Linked DNA regions of Homo sapiens: region 2 is linked to region 1. The links are chromatin contacts, found by Hi-C or POLR2A ChIA-PET in ENCODE. All regions are on one chromosome and are shown on one strand. Each heading gives the region's core, a stretch centred on a gene start or an enhancer-like site at or near the end of the contact. The rest is flanking DNA. Distances are from core to core; before and after follow the strand shown.

Evidence for each region. Hi-C counts contacts between places; a loop is a spot of excess contacts on that map. ChIA-PET counts read pairs that join two places held with the same protein, here RNA polymerase II (POLR2A). Pooled maps may share reads with other maps.
Region 2: a loop to region 1 is called in a pooled map, with 2.4 times the contacts of the local background. The contact joins the promoter of PRSS12 here to the promoter of ARLN in region 1. A Hi-C loop is called at or near these places in 1 of 50 pooled maps. POLR2A ChIA-PET finds 5 or more read pairs at or near these places in 2 of 52 experiments (GM10248 and PC-9).

Annotation. Positions count from the first base shown.
Region 1 is chr4:119,298,176-119,302,073 of GRCh38, reverse strand. It overlaps ARLN (allregulin), which reads left to right and starts at 1,429. Exons shown (of 2, transcript NM_001001701.4): 1 at 1,429-1,738; 2 at 3,295-3,898. The coding sequence starts at 1,539. The coding sequence ends at 3,295. RefSeq lists enhancers at 1,456-1,685, 1,786-1,835.
Region 2 is chr4:118,350,665-118,354,988 of GRCh38, reverse strand. It overlaps PRSS12 (serine protease 12), which reads left to right and starts at 1,986. Exons shown (of 13, transcript NM_003619.4): 1 at 1,986-2,770. The coding sequence starts at 2,269. RefSeq lists silencers at 1,760-2,019, 2,050-2,129 and an enhancer at 1,396-2,241.

The sequences.
Region 1 (3,898 bases), core at 180-2,679:
ATTGTTTATTTGCCTTTCCTAATTTTTGTAAAGATTCAATGCCACTTAAGCCCAGGGTCTTTTTGTCTACTACCATCAGACAATCTGTATTACAGCACACAATCTAATTAATTCTCAGGTAATGGCCCTCTCATCCCAGAATCTACAAAGCATTTTTCTTGAAAGGTCGTATACTATCTTTGTCTCTAAAACCTGGCAATTGATTTGGAGGCAAATTGGAGCAAGGTTAGGAAGCTATGGAACAGCTTTAAGAGTGCTGGATTTGGAGTTAATTTTAGGCTTTATAATTTTTTTAGTAACCTTAGACAATTCACTCCTTTTGTGTCTCATTTCCTAATTCTATAAGATGGAGTACTGCCCCTTCAAAGAGGTTTTACGACGATTTAATGACTTTGTAAAAACACAACTACAGTCTTATCTCCATTTACTATGCACCAAGAGAACCACTTATATGTCTGGGTGCCCGTTATTTTCTGAACAATTCAGGAATCATAATGTGACAAGAAAGAGAATATTTGAAATTGGACCCACGAGGTAAAATCCAGGCAGTATAGGTCATTTTCTTCCTGCTAGCATTCTGTTCTTGCTGAGGCTCACACTCAAAGTCAAATAACCTTTGGGTTATTCTTCCCACCCCCATTTCCCCCCAGATGGAGTCTCGCTCTGTTGCCCAGGCTGGAGTGCAATAGTGGCACGATCTCAGCTCACTGCAACCTCCGCCTCCCGGGTTCAAGCGATTCTCCTGCCTCAGCCTCCCGAGTAACTGGGATTACAGGCGCCTGCCACCACGCCCGGCTAATTTTTGGATTTTTTTTTTTTTTTTTTTTTTTTTAGTAGAGACGGGATTTCAGCATGTTGGCCAGGCTGGTCTCGAACTCCTTACCTCAGGTGATCCGCCCGCCTCGGCCTCTCAAAGTGCTGGGATTACAGGGGGGCGCGGCCAGGTTATTCTTAAACCCACTCCCTTGAAGTACCTGCAAAATGCTCACGTGCTGCTCTCTGGCCCGTTTGGAAACTCAGTCCCGTGAGTAGGACGTCCACCTCATTGGTGGTGTTTAAATATTAAGTGTCAAATGCTAGAGACAGTACAAAACCCACCAGAGGGGGCCTTCCTAACACGTTGGCATAAGGATCCAAACGGAATACGGGGATAGGAGAGGTGACCTCGTGCAGTTTCAGGGAGGAGTCCATCACCTGACTGGACTGGGCCTTTCAGGGGGACGAGAACGTATTTCTTCCAACGAAACCTGAATAACCAGCTATCTGCCTGGGACGCCGCGAGGCAGAAGTAGGCGGGCCCATTGACTTAGTGTCAAGGCGGAGGCCGCGCTTCATGCCAGCGGTCACGGAGGCAGCGGAAAGCCGAGCCAGGCGCCTGCGCGCTGGGAAGAGTAGGTTCAGAGTGCATTCCGGAACCCGGGGCGCGGCGCACTGCGCAGGCGGCCGGACTCCGCTCAGTTTCCGGTGCGGCGAACACCAAAGTCCGGGAACTTAAGCATTTTCGGTTTCTAGGGTTGTTACGAAGCTGCAGGAGCGAGATGGAGGTGGACGCACCGGGTGTTGATGGTCGAGATGGTCTCCGGGAGCGGCGAGGCTTTAGCGAGGGAGGGAGGCAGAACTTCGATGTGAGGCCTCAGTCTGGGGCAAATGGGCTTCCCAAACACTCCTACTGGTTGGACCTCTGGCTTTTCATCCTTTTCGATGTGGTGGTGTTTCTCTTTGTGTATTTTTTGCCATGGTGAGTATCTCGAATGCAAAATTGGGGTGGTAAGGAGCTTAGAGATCATTTGCTCGCTTTTGGGCGGGGAGGGGACTGAATTCCAGAGAGTTTATATATGTCCAAGATCACACAGCTGGTGAGTGGCGCAGTCGGGTGGGTGGGGGAGAAGGACTAGGAGTAAAATGTCCTTCTTTAGCACGTCCGTGGGAGTCTCCAAAGAAGTGTGGAGAAAACTTGGCGTCATATTTTCTCATGATTTGGAATGAAACCAGCTAGGCTTGAGTTCCTGCAGCACCATGAAGCGACCGGAGAAGTTATTTCGCCTTTTGGAGCTTTATTTTTTCATCTGCCATTTGGGACCATTAGTAACCCAGGTCATAGGGGTGTAGTGAAGATTGAGATCGTAGTGATTTGCATGTTGCCTGGCAGTAGTAAGTGCTCAACGAAAGCTATTTTTACTATACAGCTGTTTAACCATGAGCAGACCACGCAGCTGTCTCAAACTAAACATGTCCAAAACTGAACTCTTAACAGCTTCTTACCCAAATTTACTTGCCTTGCAGCGTTACCATTTCAGTAAACGCCAACTTTATCCACCGTTACCTCCCAGAAACCTGAGACACTTTGCCCTTTTCTTACACACATCCACATATCCTAAAACACCAAGTTACAAAATTCTGTAGAGTTTACTTGTAAAACCCATGCTCTCCATTTTCATCGCCACTCGCTCTGAAAAGACAATTCTGGCAGAGGGTAAAGGAAGGGAACTTAAGAGAATAGGGCAGGAGGAAGCAGACACCAAATGGAGATGGTGTTAAGAGACAAGCTAAGGAGAAGCAGTGAGATGAAACAGGGCTCCTATGGGAGAAGAGCAGTGTAGCCCATCTAGACAGCTCTCCTGGACTTTGGAGTTGATTGTTCACTCACTGTTAACTCCTTAGTCACCATGCCTATGAGTTACTTCTGAAATTCTCACTTCTTGATAGGCAGTCACTTCTTCTACACCCCCAACCCCCATCCTATATTTTCACCAAGATTTGGGTGTCTTAAGCCTCACTGTCTCATTTCTTGGATGGTGTAGTAAGTTAGAGAAGACAGAGAGGGCCAGGCACAGTGGCTCACGCCTGTAGTCCCAGCTACTTGGGAAGCTGAAATAGGAGGATTGCTTGAGCTGGGGAGGTCGAGGCTTCAGTGAGCTGTGAACGTGCCACTATACTCCAGTCTGGGAGACAAAGCAAACCCTGTCTCAAAAAAAGGGGTGGCAGGGGAGCGAGAGGGATTAATGGGAGGATGGCAAAAGGGATAGGGATTTCTATAAAATTCTCTGTCAAGCCATTTGTAAAGGGAGAGTTTTACTCTCCCTCCCTGTTTTGGTAGAGACTGATAATCTCAAATACAGTGGGTTTTGTGTGTGTGTGTGTTTTTATGACCTGAACTTTCAGCTCTGGATAGAAAATAGAGGCCTTACAAGAAATGTTCTAGGCTTTTCTTTTTATCAATATGTAAATAGGCATAAAGTGTTAAAAACTGGGAAGATAAAGCACATATTGCTGACAAATACTTGCTTTTTACAGACTTGTTCGCTGATATCTAAATTAAGAAGTTGGTTCTTGAGTGAATTCTGAAAATGGCTACAAACTTCTTGAATAAAGAAGACAGGACTCTCAATAGAAGAATTTCACATCTCCAAGGGACCCTTCCTTTCATTTTACACTTTGTTACTAATTTGCAGAACTCTATTAATTGGGTAGGATTTCACCCATTCCTAGCTAAGTTCTTAAAATTAAACCCTTTGGTTCGTGTTTAAAAACTTTCAAACATCTGATGGCTTTACAGGGGCTGAATATAAAAGCATTTGTACTTAAAGGTCTTGTGTATTCATTAAGAAATATAGTAATGTCTTTTAATGTTTTAAGAGTTGATCAGGGTTTACTATGATGCAAGTAATAGGATGATTAATAAGGGAAGGTTTTTATGAATTCAAAAGTCAATTATTCAAAAGCAGGGAAAGATTTTGAGAGAGGGAACAAAGTATTCTTAGATTGCGTAGAAGCTGCTAGGTTCCAGTTTTAATTTTTAGGTTTAGTTGGACTCTGTTATGAAAAGATAGGTTATGGGTGGGCGACAGGTTGATACAGTCTTAGAAAAAGCAGGTAATATCAAAGTATTGGAAAGCTA
Region 2 (4,324 bases), core at 737-3,236, 950 kb after region 1:
GCTTCTGGACCCCCAGGAAGCATGGAAGCAATGATTGTAGGGGTCAATGTGGGAAGGGGAGGGAGCAGGGTCCAAGCAGCCTCCCCACAGTCCTAAAATGAGCCTTCCCTGGGCCATCAGGTGTGTAGCCTAAGGTGGAAAAGCTAGTCAGAAAGAAAAAGGGCTGACCCCTGATAGAACTGTCACCTATTATTTCAAAAATCTGTGATTGATGAGCTCTGCCAACCCTCACTAAAATGAACAAATAGACTACTCCAGATATATATTTTATCTTTCATTGTCTTCCACAAGTATAGATTTAACTATGCTTTTGGAGCCAGAAAAGTATTAGTAAAAAAATAATGGGTAAAAACAACTGGAATGAAAACAACTTGAATAAAGATTTGACAAATACATCCCTGGACTCTTAACATCATTTCTTTTACCCAATTCTCTCTAAAGTAAAATCAAATATTTCATTAATAGGAGTGAAACAAAAAACAATAAAACGACCCACAAAATTAAAGATGGATTTTTTTTTTTTTTCTTGAGACAACGTCTCCCTCTGTCGCCCAGGCTGGAGTGCAGTGGCACGATCTCGGCTCACTGCAACCTCTGCTCCCAGGTTCAAGCGATTTTCCTGGCTCAGCCTCCCAAGTAGCTGGAATTACAGGCGTGCGCCAACACTCCCCCGGCTTTTTGTATTTTTAGTAAAGGCGGGTTTCATCATGTTGGCGACGCTGTTCTCGAACTCCTGGCCTCATGTGATCCGCCTGCCTGGGCGTCCCAAACTGCTGGGATTACAGGTGTGAGCCACCTCGCCCGGCTAAAGATGGCTTATTTAAAGCTAGTAGTGAATTAATTCAGTTCCTAATTGAAACCTAGGTTTTAACAATAAACATTTGAATTTTGTTCAAGTTTTCTTCAGGGTACATTATATTATGAGACAGCATTGCTTTTTCACAACGAAACGTGACCATGCCAGAAAATAAAATGTTGCCTTCTTTACGGGCTTCCTTCTCCTTGTCAAACTTTGGTAGCATAGTCAGAAACAACTGAAAGGCAAAATACTAAAACATACAGCTCCAGTAACTTTTTTTTTTTAAGATTCTAAGCCAACAGTTTTTTGGAGCCTGCGGGAGGGGGGCGAGGAGTGTTGAAAGGGCCCTACTAAGCTGAGGTCGAGCCAACAGTGAAGCTTCAAAATTGTCAGCAGGCAGAGTCTCTGGAGAGGCAAATGAATAGGCTTAACAGAAGTCCCTTGCCCTGCAAAAAACGAGGCAGGTGCTAGGGGGGTGGACTTTTTGGATAGGATGGAAACCGGGACGGATGAAGTCTTCTCTGGTTAGAGAGGAAATTTGGTATTAAGAGAGCCTCACTGAATCCCAATAATAACCAAACAACTGGTGTTGTCCAGGGCACCGGCTGGAAAGTGGGAGGCAGGAAGCAGAAAGGCTCAAGCTCCTTTCCCTGAGTCGGTTCAGGATTTTAATTTCAGCCAATGTTTATTGGGGCACGGTGTTAAGCACGGTGATATCAAGCTGAATAAAACGTGGTCTTGTCCTTGAAGAGCGTATAGTTCAGTGAAATGGCTTTAACATTCCTCGTGGGTTTTGATAACTTTTATCCTGGGAGTTGTCAGGGAAGAGCTGCATCTAAATCCATCCATACTTTGGTAAAGATTTCAAAACAGAGGAAGCAAGATACGGGGCGACGAGGTTGGAGGAGAGATGACGGCAGGGGCCGGTGCCAGATTTGGGAGCCGCCAACGCCGGGCTGTGCTGGTGCTGCATGCTGGCAAGGGGCAGCCAAGACCGTGCTCCGCGCGGGCACCCTCGGGCTCGGTCCCAGCAGCTGGCAGTGCCGTGCGGGCGGACTGCGGTGGGCCTGGCAGGGGCCGAGCGTAGGTCCGGAGCAGCTTGCGCGGCCGGCGCCCGCCCCCAGGGGGCAGAGTTCCCGGGCTCGTGCCTGCGCCGCTACCTGGGGCTCAGGCCCAACCGCTCCCCGCTGCGTCCGCGCCTTCTCTTTTCCGGTCCTCTCCGCCGGCCGGGGCTCGGCTGAGCTCCAGATTTCCCCACCCGCGGCCGCCGCCAGGGGACAGGAGCCGAGGCGCGGCAGGGCACCAGCGGCGGGAGGCAAGGTTGGGGAGGCGAGGGCGGTCCGCGTGCGGGGGCGGGAGGGGGCTGGGGGATTCGAGGGACGCGGCAGCCCCGCCCCCGCCCCCTCCTCTTCTCCGCTCCAAGCCCGAGAAGCTGGGGAGCATGGACCAGACCCCGCAGCGCTGGCACCATGACGCTCGCCCGCTTCGTGCTAGCCCTGATGTTAGGGGCGCTCCCCGAAGTGGTCGGCTTTGATTCTGTCCTCAATGATTCCCTCCACCACAGCCACCGCCATTCGCCCCCTGCGGGTCCGCACTACCCCTATTACCTTCCCACCCAGCAGCGGCCCCCGAGGACGCGTCCGCCGCCGCCTCTCCCGCGCTTCCCGCGCCCCCCGCGGGCGCTCCCTGCCCAGCGCCCGCACGCCCTCCAGGCCGGGCACACGCCCCGGCCGCACCCCTGGGGCTGCCCCGCCGGCGAGCCATGGGTCAGCGTGACGGACTTCGGCGCCCCGTGTCTGCGGTGGGCGGAGGTGCCACCCTTCCTGGAGCGGTCGCCCCCAGCGAGCTGGGCTCAGCTGCGAGGACAGCGCCACAACTTTTGTCGGAGCCCCGACGGCGCGGGCAGACCCTGGTGTTTCTACGGAGACGCCCGTGGCAAGGTGGACTGGGGCTACTGCGACTGCAGACACGGTTAGTGGCCTCGGGGCGGCCGCGGAAACTCCGGACGGGCTCGGAGCCAGTGAGGCTTGGGGCCGGCGTACAGGTCTCTTGGAAAAAGTGACGGGGTGTGTGGGGTTGTGGGCTTGCGTTTGCGGGCTGTGATGGTGGGCTGCAGCTGGGTTACCAGTAAGGTATACTGGTGCTGCAAATCTAAGCCAGCCAGGTGTGCTTGTGTGAAGGTTGTCAGGGGTGACAGTTCTATGCAAGGTGCTGAGCTCTGGGTTTCTGAATTTGCTCTGTCCTCTGGCCACTGTGTGTGTGTGTGCGCTCGTGTATTGGGTGACAGTGTGCTTTGGGCGTCTGTTCTCTAGATTAGCTTACGTTGAGTGGGTTACCATATTTACATTAAAGAGGCATAATTACTTGTTCTGGAAAGGGAAATGTTACATTAACGTGGCAATCAATAACCTTCCCTCCATTCTTTAGACTCCGATTTTTAAAAATGTGGTAAAATTTTGCCTTAATTTAGCTGTTGACCTCTGTTTTAAAAAGTATGGCAAAATTATGTGGCCAAAATCAGCCATATTCACATACTCCAGCTCAGTATGGTAAGTATCATCAGTGACTGGAAAAAAAGAAAGGGAAAAGAGATGGGAATACTACTATCTTGGTGAAGTAGCAACTTAATATAGTTATACACAGTTTTCCAGAGCCATTACTTAGCTTTATATGTTTTATCAGGATTAGTTGGTAACATCAGGAGATAAAGGTGGCAAAATGTTTTAGGTTTGTGGTAATAAAAGCATCACACTAATAAATTTAATGTAAATGAATAATCCAGCTTTGAACATTGCTTCATTTTGAATTGTTGGGATTTTGTTGAAATTAGGTTTTTTTTTTTGTTTAAAAACTGAGGAAGAAAAAATATCCTCAAAGTTTGAATTTCTTTTCAACAAAATATTTTTGGCAGCTTTCCATTCACACTGTGGGGCAAGGGTTTCCTGAATTGAGATTCTGAATCATATTGTACTTTGTACTTTTTGGAGGTAACTTGGAGGTTATCTGTCACAATGTCATTCATTTCCTGGAGAAATTTTATTTATCAGTACCTTCAATTGCATTAGTGCTTTGAGTTAAGGAAAAGTGATAGGAAGGTTAAGATCAATTATCCTTTATCCTCGGGAATGAAGTCATCGCTTTACTTGTGTTTCATGAACAGAATGCCAATGTAGCTATAAAAAATTTGAGGTGATGTCAAACAAAGAGTGCTAGCATTGTCTCGTTATTCACCATAAGAGATTATAGTAAAATCTTAGGTTTAGCAAACATTGACTTTTTTCATCTTCATATTATTCTTAGTTTTATAAATAGATAAGAGCAGAGAATTATTAGAGAATGAATGTGTAGGAGAGAATATACAACTTCTCTTTAAGTACATAAGCACAGACTCAAGAAAAGTAATTTAAAGTTAAAAAATGATAGTGATCTGTTGCTCTCTTTCTGACATAACTCAGCCTTATGTTTCAGACATGGAGAGTAACTTGTCCTTGGATTTCCTGCCACCTCACCTTCTTCAGTTGACTA